2 separate regions of the Homo sapiens genome follow, and region 2 is linked to region 1. The links are chromatin loops, found by intact Hi-C in ENCODE. Cell type or tissue: ovary. All regions are shown on one strand.

Region 1 (4,000 bases):
GTGGATTCCCCGGGCCGGACAGAACCCTGCACGGCCGCATTGGACCTGGGGGTGCAGCTGACACCCGAGACGCTAGTGGAGGCCAAGGAGGAGCCAGTGGAGGTGCCTGTGGCGGTTCCTGCGGCAGAGGCAGCGCCGGAGGAAGGCCTGGCCCAGGCGGCCCTGAGCGAGCCCCAGCCCAGCCTAGAAATGTCAGACTGTGACGTGCCCGCCGGGGAGGGAGAGTGCCCGAGACTGGAGCCCCGGGAGGCCGTGCCTGTGCCCGGCAGCACCTGCTACCTGGAAGAGGCAAGCTCTGAGCAGTTCCTGCCCGGCCTGGAAGACCCACTGGCTGGCATGGAGGTGGCCATGGAGCTGCCCCAGGCCAGGCCTCTGCCCTCCCCAGGTGCTACTGGAGTCCAGGCCTTGGAGAAGCAGGAAGCTGCCGAGAGCCTTGTCTTGGAGCAGAGCTTTCTGCACGGCATCACCCTGCTGAGCGAGATCGCAGAGCTGGAGCTGGAGAGGAGGAGCAAGAAGGTGGGAGGTGCGGAGCGGGCCCTGGTGGCTCGGCCCTCACTGGAGAGCCTGCTGGCAGCCGGCAGCCACATGCTGAGGGAGGTGCTGGATGGGCCCGTGGTGGGACCCGCTCAAGAACCTGCGGCTCCCACGGGAGCTGAAGCCCACAATAAGTACAGCTGGATGCGCAAGAAGGAGGAGCGGATGTACCCCATGAAGTCCTCCGTGGAGGACATGGACGTCCTGGAACTGGACTTCAGAATGTGGCGGGCCGAGGTCCAGCACCAGTACAAGGAGAAGCAGCATGAGCTGGTGAAGCTGCAGCGGCGCCGGGACTCCGAGGACAGGCACGAGGAGTCCCATGGAAGCTTGGCACGCAGGCCGTGGAAACAGACCCACGCCCCCGAGAGCCCTGTCGCCCGCCCGCAAGAGGGGGAAGAACTGCAACAGTAGCGGAAAGCTGAGCAGCAAATCTCTGCCGACATCAGATGACTATGAGCTGGGAGCAGGAATAAGGAAGAGACACAAAGGGCCCAAGGAGGAACACAATGCCCTTATTGGAACAGGGAAAGCCAGGGAGAGGAACCAGACTTGGGATGAACACGAGGCTTCGTCTAAGTTCATAAGTCAGCTGAAGATTAAGAAGAAGAAGATGGACAGCGACCAGGAGCAGTTGGCAAGCAAGCTCGACAAAGGCCCTCTCCCTCACCAAGCAGGACAAGTTGAAGTCACCCTTCAAGTTTTCAGACAGTGCTGGGGGGAAATCAAAAACTGGCAGGGGCTGCAGCAAGTACTTAACTCCTTATGACAGCCTGCTGGGCAAGGACAGGAAGGTGCTGGCCAAGGGCCTCCGGCCTGTCTCTGAAATCTTCCAGAGAAGGTAAACACAAAAGGGCCGCCAAAGCCAGGAAGATAGGGGTGGGGTTCAAGGCCAGAGGCCAGCCCAAGTCGGCCCATTCCGCGTTTGCCTCCGAAGTGAGCAGCTACTCTTACAATACAGACTCAGAGGAAGACGAAGAATTCCTGAAGGAGAGTGGCCCGCCCAAGGCCCCTCCGGCTAGCTCCAAACTGATGCCTTCCCTCCTGTGTGGCATGGTGGCAAAGGACAGCAAGGCAGCTGGCGGCCCCTAGCTGACCAAGAGGGCCTGGCACACACCCCCTCCTCCGCCCCCTCCCGGACTCTGAAACCTAAGCCAGCCACCAGCAGGAAGCAGTGGTTTTGTTTGCTGCTTCGAGAGGCTAAGGTGCATTCCTCCTTCAGCGACTCTTCGGAAGATTCATTTGACTAAGGTTACTATCTCCAAACACAAAATACTTTCTGTGTTTCCTAGCGAGAGAGTGCCTGCGAGTGAGCGAGAAGGAAGCGAGTGGGCGCACGGGAGAGATGGGGGGTGAGGAGGCCCGTGCGGATGGCCGCAGGAAGGCCGCCATCTGGGTTCTTGGCAGTGTAGCCTGCTGTATCGGCCAAATTATTTTTATTTTTGCTTTGATTTGTACTGTATCGTTGTGATAATATCGCCGGCTAGCTCTTTTTGAGCTGTTATATGGACTGCTTCTGAGTCTGCATTTTTCTCCACTTTCCTTCCTCTCCGCCCTCCTCCCCCTACCCCGAGTTCCTCCCCACCCCCATACTCACCTTTTCTGCCCACCCAGAGACCCCAGGCTGTGGTCAGGCTCTCTTTGGGCACGGGCCCAGTGGGGGCTTCCCGAGAAACATTTTATAAATGGAATTCTGTCATGTGGGCGTGTGACTTGATGTTTGTACTGCGATTTTGATAATACCAAACTTTATTAAACATACTGAGTTCATTTTTAACAACAACAATAAAACAAAAAGTGGAGGTGATAAAAATGGTTGCAAATTCCTGGGGAGTAGGTATTGATAAAGAGGTCAAAGGCTCACAAAGGCACTCTTTTTAAAGCCTCTGTTTTAATACACTCATGTAACTGTTTACTCAGATCAAAAGATAGAACGTGCTAGCAACCTGGAAGTGCCCCTTGTGCCCCTTTCATATCACTGTCCATCCAACCATGGTTAATAAATCTCCAGACTTCTAAAAGCGTAGATGATCTTTGATTTCTTTTGAACTTGATACAAATGGAATCTCACGGAATATGCTCTTTTGCTTCTGTTTTTTTTTGTTTTTTTTTTTTTTGCTTAGTATTATGATTGTAAGATTTAAATATATTGTTCTTTTTATTGCTGCAAAATAGTTGATTATGTGATGATATTGCCATTTCTTTATCCATTCTGTGCATGAGCATTTGAGTGGTTACTGACTTTTGGTTAATAGTGTCACTATTAATATTCTAGCATATGTCTTTCGGTAAAGTAAAATAAATCTATATATATATAGCATATATGTATATGCTTCTTGGGGGGGTTATATACTTAGTAGTGGAATATGAGAATGTTCAGTCAGTAGATACTGCCAGACAGATTTTCAGAACGGTTGTAGCAACTGATACTCCAACCAGCAGTATATAAGAGTTTTGGTTGCACTATATCTTTACCAACACTCGATGCTGTTTGTCAGCTTTTTCTTTATCCTTTAAATATGCGAAAGGAAAACAAAATCTCAGGACCCCAAACTCAGTTTGCCAAAGGGAAAAGTTACGCTTGGAAATTGAGTCTTGCAAAAAGCTGCCTTTCCTTTTGTTCCTAGACAGATAGCTGCAAGATAGACGGCCTCATGTCTCCCAAGGGGGCCTCCCTCACCCTGACAATGTAAATTAACAGCTCTTCACAGGTACAAGACCACAGAAGACTAGAAATCACCCCCACCTACTCCCCCCCCCACCCCACCACCCTAAGATAAGGTCATATTTGTCATCTTCCTCTACGTTTATCTTATGTAAAGTGCAGATTTACTGAGCGCCAGACAAATGCAGAGTTGACTGTTCCCTCTTCCCCACCTTTTCACACAACATGTGATACCCTCCCTCTTTTTTTCCCTTTCCCCTTTCTTCCCCCTGTTGCCCCTTTTCCCCTTTAAATATTGAAGTCCTAAAAACCTTCCCTGGAAAAAGTGCAAGCCACATAGCCTCCTGTGACTTGCATCTCTTTCCCAGGCATTTCCTCAACCTTGGCAAAATAAACCTCTAAACTGATTGAGACCTGTCTCAGATACTTTTTTGGTTTCCAAATATATTTAACTATTGCAGTCACTGCTTCCATGGGTTAAGCTTCATACTTTAACCAGGGTTTCTTTGTCTTTCTTTTGCATCCCTAAGATATATAAAATCTTACAAATTCTTTCTCTGCCTTCAGATAGAAAGACTGGTTTGGCTTTTGACAACAAACATTTAGGGGGTACGAAGGAGCTTGAAGAGATGGCTAGCTCACAGTGTCTGCCATCAGGAGACACATAGCATGCATTTCTGGGCCAGATGGACAAATGCTCTTGAACCTACTGGTCAGGAGCAGGGAGACTCACACAGGGTTGGAGGTTTCTTCCAATCTTCTAGTCTAATTGTTAGCCTTAGACCTTTCTGCTAGTTGAGA
Region 2 (4,000 bases), 280 kb after region 1:
AATTGCTTAAAATTAGTAATTACCAGGATAGTTAGTAACACTCATCGCAGTGAAGCAAATCATGCCCAGTGTGAAGCAAAGATATGGCCAGGCTCTCTCTTTCCTTCTTCAGTGAAGGCAGAAAACTAAAGAAAGCCTTGCTACTAAGGGATAGGGGCTGTGTCTGTGTCGTGCTCAGAATCACTCTCAGTGTCTGCTCTAAAGGCTGATGACAACCAATTTAAATCAAGTTCAAGTCCCCTTCAGCCTTAGAAGAAATAGCTCCTCAAGTTATTGAAAGAGCCCAGAATTCCTTGCAACTCATTCTTTATTATAGAATTATGAGTTCTAGAGTTTGTAGATTTTCTTTTTGTACTACATGAAGCGCATTACAAGAAAGTATCTTGTAGCTTTCATTTTGGGAGAAAATAGATGTAGTCCTCAGAGGTATTCTGAATCCATTCTTGTCACTCACAGAAGTTTCTTCACAGGAGATCTCCATGACTCTTTACGTTTCAAGGTATTAATTTTACTTGGAGCATTGTTTGTCCCACCCAAAGAGTTTTACGTTAAAATACATTATTTTATTTATTTAGAGAGAGGATCTCACTTTGTCACCAAGGCTGGAGTGCAGTGGCACAGTCATGGCTCACTGCAGCCTCAACTTCCTGGGCTCAAGTGATTCTCTTGCCTCAGCCTCTCAAATAGCTGGGACTACAGGCACAGAACCATGCCTCGCTAATCTTATTTCTTGTAGAGATGAGGTCTCATTATATTGCCCAGGCTGGTCTCAAACTCCTGGGCTCAAGTGATCCTCCCACCCTGGCCTTCCAAAATGTTGAGATCACAAGTGTGAGCCACTGCGCTGGCCTAAAATACAGTTTAATAGAGTTTTTCCTAACAAGCACCATTGGCCGCAACTGAAGTCAGCATTTTAACATTGTCACGTGACAGTCAGTTCTAGCTTTGATATAAAAGTCCTAAAGTGTACTCTTAGCATCACTTTCCAGAAAAAAAAAAAAAAACCCACTGCCGTGCTGCAAGGGACCATTGACAGAAATGGTGATTACAGTGCCTGTCCCTACAGGTCTGTCAGCAAGATAAAATAAGAAAATCTGAGAGAAGTTGCCTGGCATGGTGTCAGTACTCTTGGCATACCAGCAAAAATATGTAGCGAAACTCAGGGCCCATCCCAGCCTGCTTCTCCCAAAAACCTCTAAATGGAATAATCTTTAGTTCTGTGTCAAATTCCTATTTTTCTTCCTCCTTCTTTATACAGTATCTTAAGGGAAATACTACAAAATGTCGCAGAAGGTGCTGGATGGATATCTAAAGTTCAAAAAGGAAGAGAACCACACGAGCTGGAGATTCAGGAAGCATCAGTAGAAGTCAATGGCCATTAATAAAAACATTTTTTATTAAAATATTGAATCTGAATAGAAACCTCCTGTACTTCATTTCTTAAATCCCTTGAGGGTAGTAACTGCATCTTCTCCATTGATATAGCCCCTGCCAAGCACAGTGCCTGAAGGCAGGTCCACAGACATTGGCTGAATAAACGAGTGCTCTGTTCCCAGTCCGTACTTTCTCTGTGTCATAAAAAAGCTGACATGTCTGTGCTGCATTTGAGGATGACACTGGATTTCCACATTGCCTTTTCGCCTCAGAGCTTATATTACTTCCTATCAAGTTATCTCTCTGCCCCTCATCGCATCCCAGTGAGAAAGCAGAAAATCCTAGAAAGTCATTTTCCTTACTGTTCCGGTGGTGGCTCTTCACGCTTACAGAACGTTAGGTACACTGGGAACATCACCTAGAGGGACACTGACATCACCTCATCATAACATATGTCTCTGACAACTGTCAGGAGATATTCCAAGTAAATGAAAAGACACCGTGAATGCCACTTAGGGGTTCTACACAGGGAACTATTAGTGACAAAAGCCTATTTATTCTCTTTGAGATGGTATGCTGGTGACCTCTAGTGGCAAAATTGGTTCAAAATCAGCTTCTATTTCCCACAAAATTTACTTCTTTATTAATTCATACTTTAATTTTATCCTTTAGTAACATTCTCTACTTGTGGAATGTTCTTAATTATGCACAATGATTTGTGTCTGTTCATATCCAAGTAGCACAATTTTGGCATTTCACGAAATCACAGAACTGTTGAGCTGAAATAGTTCTCAAGGGACCTGTCAGTCTTATTTCATTATACCTGGAAAATGAGACCCAGAGGAGTCAAGTGGCTTGCCTGAAGCCTCACCACAAGGGGGCGACAAAAAGTCTTCTGACTCTAGCACACTGCCTGCCTGGTAGTAGAACCCAAGCGACTAAAGAAAAAATGGGATCTTGTTTAGAGTTCCATGCGGAGGAAGAGCATGTATGCTGTCCTATCCCTCACTATTGTATCCTGGGTGTGTGAGGAGCCTTTAATTCACAGGTCTTTAGAGAGAGTACAAAGCATCTGAAGGACCATCCCTGAGGAGCCTCACTCATATCTGCATGGGCATCTTTAGATCCCACGTCTCCAGCCTGAGTCTGATGTCATATTGAATGAGACTTCTGGGGCGTCTTGAGAGAGTAAATGTATTTTGCATTTGGAAGGATGTAAATTTAGAAGGATATAAATAATCTGTGTCCAGAGGACCAGCTGTGGTGATTTTTTAAATGGTCACAAATCCCTTGACATGCCCTCACAGACATCCTCTCCTACGTTCCTTCCCCTTGAAGCTGAACAGGCTTGGGACTGCTTCCACCCAGAGAGTGTAATGGAAGTGACGCTGTGTGACTTCTAAGAATCAATCATAAAAAGTACACACAACCTTCCTTGTTGGTCTTAGAACATTTACTCTAGGGAAAACTAGCCACCAAGAAGAAATACAATTCCCCCCAAACCACTATACTGAAGAGACCATATGTAGGTGCTCAAAATGACAGCTCCAGCTCAGCTCCCAGCCAGCAGCCAGCTTCCACCGTGGCTGTGTGAGTGAGCCACCTTGGATACACAGCCTGTCTAACTTCAGATGACCGCAGCCCCCACCCACATCTGACTGTAGCTGCAGGAGAGACCCCTAAGGGAGAACTGCTCAGCTAAGCCCTTCCTGAATCACTCAGCCACAAAATAGTGAGCAAAATGAAACGCTGTCGCTCTACAACACAAACTTGTGGGTAAATTGTTACACAGCCATAATATACAGAACAAATAGTTTCTTAAAGACATTTCTCTCATTCTGTAACAAACACTGAATGAAAATGCAAAATATGTTATATACATGTTAAATCCTGGTGGAATTGCACTTAATCTGTTCAACTTTCATAAATCAAAGAGTTCTTGGTCCAAATGAATAGGTATTCTAGGTGACAGAAATATAAGTTCTTCCTCTTTCTTGAAATGGTGATTCCATTTAATAGAATGGTGATTAAAATGGAATGGTGATTCTATTTTAAGAAGGCTAAGTAAATTTTATGCAGTTTTCCAAAGGGAATTTTCTATTTCAGAATCCTAGCCTTTCTCAACCAGGTTTCCCCAAATGAACCACAAAACACAGAAAAGGATTTGAGTGACTACTTTCTGAATTCTCCCAAGGGTGTTGTATAACTAGTACCTTTCTAGATGCAATGAAAGAATTTAATTCAATGCATACAATGAACACCTTAGGAAGGCTTAGTTCCCTCTCAGAACCCAGGCTGAGAAGGCTGGCAGGCACTATAGGCTAACTCAGCCATACAGTAGCCTTATCAACAGGAAACTGAAGTTTAGAGAGGTTAAATAATTTGCCCAATGTTACCACAGCTAGCTGAGCAAGGATTTGATTGCAGGGACTTCAACTCTAGAGCTTGGAAACTTAGTCATTACTCAGTGTTTCTAAGAAAAATACTCCATAAATGGGTAATAAACAAGGGAAATGTTAGCTCTTAGCAGCAATGTTTGTATGTGAACAGTTAATGGACTTAGCAGCAATGATCGTAACTATCTGGTAATGCAAATTACAAGTGCGTAAACTCAAAGTTATCTGAG

Evidence for each region. A loop is a pair of places that touch in the nucleus more often than their neighbours do. Peaks named below come from ENCODE experiments on the same cell type or tissue, not always from the same donor. Only the 100,000 strongest peaks of a DNase experiment are listed, where the experiment ranks them.
Region 2: it touches region 1 in a loop (2.5-fold over the local background); 11 of 110 quality-filtered maps call a loop at or near these places.

What each region holds. Positions count from the first base shown.
Region 1 is chr4:140,639,742-140,643,741 of GRCh38, reverse strand. The region is part of intron 13 of TBC1D9 (TBC1 domain family member 9); the gene reads left to right. It also overlaps the pseudogene TNRC18P1. Among named protein-coding and RNA genes, the nearest start is that of TBC1D9-AS1, 70 kb to the left of the region's middle. RefSeq lists an enhancer at 1-148. In ovary, a CTCF peak has its summit at 1,646 (motif pointing left); DNase peaks (open chromatin) are centred at 844, 1,341 and 1,651; H3K4me3 peaks cover 1,130 bases; H3K27ac peaks cover 2,128 bases.
Region 2 is chr4:140,358,233-140,362,232 of GRCh38, reverse strand. All of the region lies in intron 2 of SCOC-AS1 (SCOC antisense RNA 1), which reads left to right. It also overlaps a transcript of SCOC not described here. Among named protein-coding and RNA genes, the nearest start is that of SCOC-AS1, 13 kb to the left of the region's middle. In ovary, CTCF peaks have their summits at 1,979 (motif pointing left) and 2,208 (motif pointing right); a DNase peak (open chromatin) is centred at 2,272.